2 separate regions of the Homo sapiens genome follow, and region 2 is linked to region 1. The links are chromatin contacts, found by Hi-C in ENCODE. All regions are on one chromosome and are shown on one strand. The core of a region is the stretch at or near the end of the contact, and the rest is flanking DNA. Distances in the headings are between cores, read along the strand shown. Region 1 overlaps NFIA (nuclear factor I A). Region 2 overlaps NFIA (nuclear factor I A).

The links. A loop is a pair of places that touch in the nucleus more often than their neighbours do. Pooled maps may share reads with other maps.
Region 2: a map of MCF 10A shows a loop between it and region 1 (3-fold over the local background). The contact joins two enhancer-like sites. A Hi-C loop is called at or near these places in 7 of 168 maps with a recorded cell type or tissue (Calu3, HepG2, MCF 10A and 3 more) and 4 of 50 pooled maps.

The regions. Positions count from the first base shown.
Region 1 is chr1:61,335,290-61,340,827 of GRCh38, reverse strand. The region is part of intron 4 of NFIA (nuclear factor I A); the gene reads right to left. Among named protein-coding and RNA genes, the nearest start is that of NFIA-AS1, 85 kb to the right of the region's middle. Within about 2 kb of position 2,192, at least 32 of the 41 ENCODE cell types and tissues checked have a DNase peak (open chromatin) inside an H3K27ac peak, as active enhancers do.
Region 2 is chr1:61,225,494-61,230,805 of GRCh38, reverse strand. The region is part of intron 2 of NFIA (nuclear factor I A); the gene reads right to left. Among named protein-coding and RNA genes, the nearest start is that of NFIA-AS1, 25 kb to the left of the region's middle. Within about 2 kb of position 3,950, at least 8 of the 41 ENCODE cell types and tissues checked have a DNase peak (open chromatin) inside an H3K27ac peak, as active enhancers do.

The DNA.
Region 1 (5,538 bases), core at 943-3,442:
GCTCTTACTCTATTGGAATTACTAACTCCGTAAGGGTCACTAGAGTGGCTCTTCTAATAATTGGTTGTTAGAACATGAATTCTAAAATTGGCCCTTCTTAATTTATACACGCACACACACATGCATTTTCAATAAATTTACTGATAGTGGTCAGCTCCAAGATTGGCTCTGAGCACACAGTGAAGAACGATCAGGGGCTGAGGCTCTGTTCAATAATCGTGGTGGTTATCATTGTTGAGCATCTACTATGTGGCAGACACTAGACTATCTGTCACTTAACCCTCATTACACTCCTGAGAGGTATTCCTATTTCCAGTACTTGGACTTAGACTCAGCACACAGTTAGGACTTCATAAACATTTGCTCAATGAATAAATGATTGTAACCTAGAAGAAAACACAGCCAAGAGGGGTTAAATATTGCCCAAAGCTATAGAGTTGATAAGTTGCAAAGCTCAATTCCCCAACTCTATATCCTGTACTGTTTTACAATATCATGCTGCCATCTTGAATATAGGTTTTATACTTGACACATAGAAAGCATAACTGATGAATGACCTAGAAATAGATGAACATACGAATAGAGACCATGACAACACATTAGTATGTACATCAAGGGGTATGTTGTGTTTCTCCCCAGTTCAAATCTTTATAATAAGAGTATTCATAGTCTGGTAAATTTATCAGAAGCTTCAGCTGAGAACAGAGATCAAAACGGCCCCAAATTCTGCCATGAGAACTCTCACTGCCAGCTCTAACCAGGAAGATTGTAGGAGTATGCATGTAAGAGAAAGGACTAGACCTTCATGCAGAGCAGTGACTGAAGGATACACTAATGTCATAAGCGTATTCCTGCCATAGTTCTAATTTCAACAGCTCAGTGGTCCATGACAACAGCCAGGGCACATATCGAACACAAGGTATATGCACCTTTTAATTCATAGGGCTGAGTCGGCTGAGGACAGAGTCAGTCTAAGGGTGGGGATACTCTCACCTTACATGGCTTCATTAGGTGAGGAGGGTAGGATAGGAAAAAAATCAAGCTTGGCCACCCATACTGTGAGCTAGGATTCAGAAGAAAGCGTAGTTTGACGACAATTTCTATTACTACCAGTCCATTGCACTTGCTGCCAGCTTTACTACCCAAATATTCACCCCAAACATGTCAAGAAAATTAAAAGGAAAAAATCATACAACAAAACATCCTCCTGAACTAATTCAATTTCAATATTTATTTTGAAAATTTATTGAATTATAGTAGAGGAAGCTGGCTGAATTAAGCCAGCCAGACTGTTATTTTTCTTCCTACGAGTATGGCAATATTTATTATTTTACCTCTCTATGAGGGGTTGATTAAAACTAGAAAATGTAACATTTGCAAAGTCATAATATATTCAGAAGAAGGTGGTTCAGATAGGCAAAATAAAAATATATAGGGGCCAATCAGAATTTTCTCTTCCATAACTTAGATTTTCTTTAAAAACTACATTTGGAAATAGACATTATGATTTTTTTAAAGGGCCACCCACTCTTTTGTCTGCTCCACACTCTACCTTCACTCTAGAAGAGGTGCCATTGACTTCTACAGATATAAAATGTGTGACGTTCATTTTAAAATTACTAGTAGAGCCTGCTATTGACCATCCAATTATGCCGAGTTCCATTTATAAACATAGCTAACCACTAAGTTTATGGAGACTTTTTGTGCTGCTTTAATAGGATATTGATCGAGCACATAGTTTGAGTAGACTGCCATTGAATTGTGTAATGGCAAACAAAAGGCAAGGTCACGGCAACTGTTCATGCTAGGGCTGCAATCTATTTTTTATTATATTCTTTTTGTTTCTTCCTTTAATGCTCGAGCCCAAATGGTTTCTTTTGAAAGAAGATCTTGCTTAAGAATATAAGCTATTTTAAAAATTAATTTCCATGCAATGATCACAGCTATCGTGTTACTTAACACAGGAAAACCAACAGGCCACTAGTTTAGAAAGAAAGTTTTAAATCTATCCCACTTTAATTAAGATCTAAAGTACTGCGAATGTTTAAATGGCACCCCAAATGACTGGATGTCTGGAATTTCTTATCCTACACCCATTTCCTCATTAGTCCTTCTGTGCAAGAACATTTTGTATTTTCAAGTTTGGGCTTGTTCCTACCCAAGAGTTTCGTTTTCTTGTTGTGCCTTGTAGCCGAGTTCATTCTGTCTTAGAAGTTCCACCATGTCAGGTTAGAATATTGCCAATAGTTCTTACTAAATTACTAGCCTGAAAATCTAAGCATCTGAATATGGGTACTTGAAAACGTAACAAGGACCCAGAGACTTCAAAAAGAACTTTAGAAATGAACTGCAATTTGGATGTTAATGACAATTCCTGTGTGAAAATATAGAAAGAGCGCACATTTCTAAGGCAGAAAACAGCCACTAGGGTGCCACCTCATGCCAGGCTGAGGCATATGCCTGGTTCCATTCACTCCCACTCTCCATTGACAAACAACTCAGGAATCCTGTAGTGGACCCGGCAGCTGAGCTTTGTGGCAGAGCCAGGACAATTCAGCTGCCGGATTTTAATAGATTCTGCAGCACTGCAACAGGAACCAAAAATCAGTCCGGGTAACTGAGAGTGGTTTTCACACCCAAAGACTCTAAGGCTGGCCACAGTGTACTGAGAATCCTGGCTTTTCAAAATTCCAGGGCCATGAAGTCATCCTTAGCCACGAAGTTTACTTAACCCTTGCAGCCGGCTTGGGTGTACAAACCGCCGCTAGAAAATTAGAGCCCACCAGGCCAGAGTCACAATGGCCTGTGTGTATTTGCGGTTTTCCTCTTTCCCAGTGAAGTAGTTAGGGTTTCGAAGTCACTCCACCAACTTCAAGTAAAATAGAGTCAGCAATTTGGAAGGAAATGGGCAGAAGTAGTGGATTTTTCAGGAGAACTTTCTGGGTTCCTACCAGGAGTGATATTTGACAGCCTTAGCACTCATACTTTGAGGAAAACACTAGCGCAAAATAAACAAAAGAGTGGGTGCTGACAGAGAGAGCTATCTAAGCAGCATCACTTAGCAGCTAGTAGAGTGGGCTCTCTTTGTAGCAACTTCAAGGGAAAGAGACCAATCTAAAAATGCCTTGAGAAGGCTTTGTTTGAAAATGCAGCATCATGTAAGAGCCATTTCAACAGATGGTTCTTGTCTCTTTCCTCATAGTATTATGCTAAAACAACTTTAGTGATTCTGAACCACATTGTTAACACTTGTAAAACCCCCTTCCCCAAAGCAGAGAATACTTCTCTCTCTCTCTCTGGCACAGCATCTAGTGGTCTGTATTTTCCTCCTCCCCTGGAACAAGGCAATAAATAATTGAGCTACTTTCAGATGGTCCTACCACATGGGGGAAAAACTAGCAAGAGAACAAATATAGATTTTTATGCTACAGTATTTTCTTTGCCATGGAAGCAGAACTTTCCATTCTTGCCTTTCGTGGACTTTAGATGATAATGAAAAAAAAAATTAAAAGGTGGTAGGCAGGAGGCAAGGAGGAAAGGGGAGTTCACGGAAGATTGCAGCTTCAGTTGGCCAGCAGGAGTCCCTGATTCCAACAGGTTCATGTATCTGATCAGTATAATTCAATGGCAAGCATCCTTGTTGCCTCATCCCTCACCTCTGAATTTGTGAGGCTAAGCCAGCAGCTTTCTCCTGAGTTTCTCTGCCATTGCCACCTTGGTAGTAACGCTATTAAAAACAACACACTTAGGACATAGTTATTTCAGTGAATCCACATGAGGAAATACTGAAATAGCACCTCCCTCCTCTCTTACATTTAAAAGGAAGAAAATGAAAAACAAAAACTAACTGGAAACCTAGTGTAAGTAAATATTTGTATTAGCAAATTTAAAAATCGAATACTAAAGATCCAGAAAGGGAGAAAAATCTCAACCTAAGCCATCATTAATGATGACTGTGAAATTTTCAGCCCATGTAAGTAGTCATAATTAGGTATAATTGCAGGGGACTGGATGGGGCTGGGATAGATAACAGAAGGTTAAGAAGAAATCTGCAAAACAGTCAGAGATTGTAGGACACTGAGACCATCAAAAACATCTAAGTGAAAGGCATAACTATGGAGAGAGTAAAAAGATCAGTGGTGGGGAGTGGGAGGTAATGAATAGGTGGAGAACAGGAGATATTTAGGGCAGTAAAACTATTCCATATGATACCATAATAGTAGCTACCCATCACTATGCATTTGTCAAAACCCACAGAATGTACAAGAGTGAACCCTAAGGTAAACTGTGGACTTTAATTATTAATTATGCGTCAATACTGGCTCATGAATTTTAACAAATGTACCACACTAACAAACGATGTTAACAATAGGGGAAACTGTTTTGGAGGAGGGGTATACGGGACTTCTGTACTTTCTGTTAACCTAAAACTGTAAACCTAAAAAACTGCCCTAAAAAAGAATAAAGTCTGTTAATTAAAAACAAACTCACACCTAAAAACAAATCCAGGAAAAAAAATTAATTAAGTATCTTACTTGCTTTGGTTTACATGAAAATAGTTTTAACCTTTTTTTAATGCACAAATTAATAAGCTAAAAGTGTATCAAATCAACAAGAACTGATTATTCAATAAAAGCACAGAATCCTTGGATTCTATTTAGTTCTATAATGCAATTATAGGAGAGGTTTTGATGAAAAGGTAGGCAGTCAGCTAGCTGAGTAGAATAAAGGAAAAAGAGCAAGTTGCTTAACCTCTTGGAGCATCACAGACTCCATCTATAAAAAGGGACAGTAACACCAACCATGGGAGGATTGAATGAGATAATGCTTACAAAGTACCCAGCACAATGCCTGGTACATGGTATATGCTTGATAAATGCTAGCTACTCTAATTTTTCATATTATATGACATCACACTCCTAACAGGGCTAACATCATGTGTTTAATCACCTTTTGTGCCAGTTAGCTTATTTCTTTTTTTTTTTGAGATGGAGTCTCGCCCTTGTCACCCAGCCTGGAGTGCAATGGCATGATCTCAGCTCACTGCAACCTCCGTCTCCCGGGTTCAAGCGATTCTCCTGCCTCAGCCTCCCGAGTAGGTGGGATTACAGGCGCCCGACACCACACCTGGCTAATTTTGTATTTTTAGTAGAGATGGGGTTTCTCCATGTTGGCCAGGCTGGTCTCGAACTCCCAACCTCAGGTGATCCACCCGCCTTGGCCTCCCAAAGTGCTGGGATTACAGGCATGAGCCACCGCGCCTGGCCAGTTAGCTTATTTCTATTCGAGGATACAGAATGCACCCCAGGTCCACTCATCTGCAAAAAGCATCCACCATAGTTCTGAAACGGTTGCTTCTCTTTTCCCACATGGGGGAACAAGGAAGAGGGCAGCCTTGCAAGGCAATGCTGAGGGATTTCAACTCCAGCATGCGGCTTGAGTGTTAAGCCTTTCAGGAGGGTGCGTAGGTGACGAAACCTGAGCTGGGGATCCTTACCCAGGCAGCCAAGGTAATCTTGTGAAATATACCCCGACAAA
Region 2 (5,312 bases), core at 2,701-5,200, 110 kb after region 1:
AGCACAGCACCTTGGTAAACTGTAAGCATGGCAACCCAGCTAGAACACAGAGCTGGAGCAGGGTGTGCCCAAGTGTGAAAAACGGGATGCGGGTGAGGAGAGTGGACTTTATACAGCTGGTGAGAGGGAGTCAATGAAGGTATGTTAACAAAGGAGCAATAGTTGTTATTTCAGAAAGATCACTCTGGCAGTAGTGTAATGAAGGGATAGATGATTGGGAAAGACTGGGAGTAAAGAGGTTACAAAGTCTAGGTTAGAAATAATAAAGGTCTAAAATTGAAGGAAACATAGGGTAGGATAGGAATTAATTTGCATGCTAATGAAAAGGTGGACTCGGGGAACTTAGTGGATGATTAGATATGAAACATGAAAGAAGAGTAAGAGATAACTTCTAGGTTATGATTTGACAGAAATATTTAAGGGGTGATACCATTAGATGCCATTCCTTCCTATTCATATAACTCTCATAATTCAGAACACCCACTTCACAGTAGGTCTTTCCATCAAATTACTGTCAAATTATTTTAAGGTTATTTCTAGATATTCTGTTTTTTATTGCTCTCCTGAATGAGATCTTTTTTCTGTCACAGCTTCTTATTGGAGATGATTATATAACACAATTTTTGGCTTTGGGATGTTTATCTTTTAACTAGATCTTCTGCTAAATTTTCTTATTAATTCCAAATGTTTTTTAATTAAACCTTTTGTCTAGGTAGATAATTCTATCATTTCCAAATAGTGATAATTTCATTTCTTCCTTTCAGATAGTTATAATTCTTATTTCTAAGTCATATAATATGACATTGTCCAAAACTTCTAGAAGAACATTAAATAATAATGGTGATAGCAGCCATCTTTGTTTTCTTCCTGATCTTAGGGGAGATGATTCCAATATTTCACAATTCAGTATGATTCCTTCTGTTGACATGACATAGATAATTTTATCCTGTTAAGGATACTATTCTCCTTTGTTACTGGTTTTAAAAAATTTGGAATCAATGCTAAATTGTATCAAATTCTTTTTGTTCCACATGATTTTTAGTAAGGTTTTCACACCTGTATCCCAGATTTTTGTAGAAAAGTCAACATTTAAAATATTTAAAATTTGAATGAAAAGGCAATAAATGCATGTTGGGGAGGAAGGAAAGACACACAGCTCCTGATTCAATCAGACTTTGATCACAGAGCAAGGATGGGATTCTTATAGCACCTAGCATAGTAGGCATTCAATAAATGAACCAATATTGATTTCTCTTTGAGATGACATCTAGTTTCACATTCCATTTTTGTTTGAGCTTATCAAACAAAATCAAATACAAGAAATTTTAATAAAACATTTCCTAAGATCTTACCTAGAGCAACAATGATGTTTTGGAGGCCTATGTACATGAGAAAATATTTGAGAGATGGGATGAAAAATTCACTGCACTATAAATATATCACAAAATTTCAAGCATAAATACAAAAGATATTTATTTTCAGAATATATGACTGAGTAATTTGCGGGTTATATTGAGAAAAATGACATAGTAATTTATCTTTCTAAGAATATCTTTAACGTGATCTTATATTTTATGCTTTTTAGTTCAATAAAATGGTCAAGTTGATTTGTACAGAGGAATTAAGAAATTTGGTTCCAATAAAGGAAAAAATTACGTTGCTTTTTTTTTTTCTTTTACCCTGACTCCATTCATGACTTACTTCAGACAATTCAGATGAAACATATTTATTTCCTCCCCTATATGAAAGACAATAATTTGTGTATTTTTTTGGGCAATATATTTGCATTCTTTTTTATTAATGGGTTCTTATAAGATTCTTTTAAGGTTGAAATAATTAACCTTTAAAGGCACAAATAATTAATAGTCTTTTCTTTGTTCAGGATTATTGAGCTTATTGTTGCACTCAAATGTTTTCAAAAGAAAAATTTATATCTCAGAATAAATGAGGAGATAATAAACATTAGAGAGCAAAGACATACAATGTGGCTGCCTAACGAAGAAAGCTTAAATCATAAGATATAAACATAAATCAGGGAAAATACTACTAATATGATCTTCAGGATTCTTTTGGATTTAACATTACACCGAAAACCTTCATGTACACATTTTTTTTAAAAAATACAGAAAGCCCAGTATTTCTACCAGGTCCAGAAAAAAACAAAATGAATGAATGAATTGAATACTGCAGAAATTTTAAAATTTTAGAAATGCCAAAAAGCTAAATCTCATAGTTTCTGGAACATAATAGTTTTTCTCTTCCAACATTAACCCTGTCACATTTTGGCCATTATTATTTGAGCCACACCATCCATTTCTTTGAACATCTTTCTTCAGGGTAAGTGTTCAATACTGAAGCCCAGTCCAAGCCAAGGATGCACAGATGGGTGGTTACAGCTGCAGCTCCTCTGACAGACTGCAAAAACCCGCTGGGACACTTCCCCCAGCTCTGTCTATCCATCTTGTGAGCTGGTGCAACTCCACCTTGCTCACGGCTTTGTTGAGTGTGTCACAGGACTTTGGCCAAAATGCTACAATTCGAATGGGTCTTATTAATGGGATGAAAAATGGACTCTCAAAACACACTTACATACAGATCACATGTTTTTCCTGAAATGACTGACAATTCTAATAAAAAAGAACATTATAATAGGTTTAAAAAAACCTTCAGAAATAGTGTATTCAGACTCTCTTTAGCAGGGTGAATGAGTCAAGTTACTCAATAGGATCCATTCAGACTGATTAAATTGGAACCAAGCCAAAACAGATCTTCAAGATCTGAGAGATAGTGGTCATTGAGCCGGGAAGAGGGAAATGGCATCAACTTGAGAATGTACAGACCACAATAGTGATAGAAAATAATAAATTGGTCAGTCCAAAGGCTAGCACAAAAATTTATAATAATGAAACTTCTAGGCTTAAATATTCACAGCTTTCCTCATTTAAAACCTGAGATAATGAATCTGAAACACCTGCTTATGATACCAGACAAGGCCACTTAAAGATTTTAATTAGGAATAGACTAAAGTTTCTAATCTGAAGTTTTATTTACTTACTGGTTACTTCATCTACCTTCCAAAAATAATTTGAGATGGTTCATAAACATATAGTAAATTAGCACACATACACATTTAAGTCCATAAAAGAAGAAAAACATGAACAAAAACTGCAGGGGTTAGAGAAGTAGTGGGGGCAAAAACTTAGGCTGAAATATTCACCAAGGTTAAGAATTAAACTTATCTCTGAGTTTCTTGGGAGCCAAGGCAAAAAGGGAAACAAGGCATTATATAATTTTTACGCCCTGATGAAAGAAAGAATACCGCCTTTCAGGAGTAAAGCTTTCTCTATCGTGACTTTTAAAAAGAACGAATCAGTCTTCAAGATCCCATCATCAAATCGTGCCTGTTCTGCATGATTCCTGACCTAGATTGCCAAAGATTATGAAATCAAGCTTGATAAATTATGAAACAGCTCAACCAATTTCTAAACTAAACAAAAAGGGAAAATCAAATGAACAAACGTTTCCAAACATTTAAAAGTTAGAACCACCCAAAATAAAATTGAAACCAGCGGCAAATAAAGCCAATCCAAATCTCAGCAAACCAGAATCACAAAACCCTGTCGCTACAGGCTTGGGAAAAAAATGCTGCTTGTCAGTCAAAGTGTCTGTCTATGGCATATGGGTAAAGGTTTCAGTCTGCTATCTCCAGACTCATCTTATGGCACTGGTTCAACACCAGTGAATGGTGCTTTAAACAAAAGGAGAGCTCATTCAAAATGGGCGTTTGAGAGTTACCGGTCAGTGTAGCTGTGCAGTTTGTATAAGTGAAAACTATTGGCATGGGAGAAATGAAGTGCAGCTCCCAGGCCTTTGGAGTTTCCTAAGTGCTGAAAAGCAGCCGGGAGGTTAAAGCTGGCTGGTCGGAATGGCATACTTGGCTGAATGCACAGCCAGGTGGCTTGGGCATATTGGCAAACAACTGGCAACCTGCCCAATACATATGGCTTAGATTGCTTTGCTCTTCCCATGAAGCCTTCTTAGACTCTTGAGCAAGCATTCGTTTTAGAATAAAATGTGTCTGAGTGTTAAATAAAATTTTTTAATAATATCTGTCTGATGTAAAATCCCTTTACCAAAAATAAAAATAAAAATAAAAAGATGGGAGGGGTTGGTTGCCAAATGCATGAAATAAAGCATTTCTTTGTGGGAGGAGACTTTGCAGATCCCTTTTCAACCATCTTTGGACTGAATTATTTGGACCTTTCAGGTTCATGGGGGTTAAAATGACCCCTGCAATCCCTGAGAAGCAGGGTTAATGTGAAGTTTAGGGATGGCTGCCAAGAGGTCAGGTGACTATGAATTCCTAATAAATACATAAAAATACAAAGTAAGTAGAGTAGGATAATGGATGTGGACAGCAGATACATTTTGTAAAGGAATATTATGAAATCTTGATTGACAGATAACACTAAAAGGTGTTAGTATGGTCTATCATGTAAATACATATCTGGAGACTCGTTAAAACACAGTCTTTAAGTGCTAACTGTTGAGGCACATGTTACTTCCCAGGCTTTACCAAGTGGCTGCTTAACGTCGACAGCATGAGGCAAACTTTGGTTTAATAACCCCAGCTGATCACTAATCTTGTAATGCTACTACTATCGTACCACATTAAATATTACACAAATACTACTTTCTTCTAAAGTTGGGTTTTCTTCTGTTACACATGTTTGTTGTATGTCCACTGTTTCATTTTAGTTTACTGGATATCTAAAAAGTATTCACAACTGATACATTAGTGAATTAGATTACATGCATTACTGTCAGAATCCTGTTTTACTTATGATAATTTTTAAATATAAGTTTATGGTCCCTTAAAGTTGCAAGCCATTCATCTAATAAACTATGTTAAATCTTCTGGAATTATTATAGTCTACTCGGTAAAAAGATTACAGAGCTGGTGTTGTATTGTGTGTGTTTTTTAAGATTTTAAGCTCAGTAACAGCTCAAACACTGAAATAAATTAATCTCTCATACTAATGAGGGCTCCATACACTCACAAATCTAAAATCTCTTAGGTAGATGCAAACATATATATTGCGATAGAAAAGGAATCATTTGTGCTTATTCAGCAAGTACTGAAGATGTCAATCGTAGATACGAACAAGCAAACTTCCTTTTGGTGATACAAAATAAAATTTCCTGCTATAGTTGCTCCATCTCTTTCACATGCAAAAAAAAAAAAAAAAAAAGTACGAGCTGGGCGCGATGGCTCACAGCTGTAATGCCAGCACTTTGGGAGGCCGAGGCAG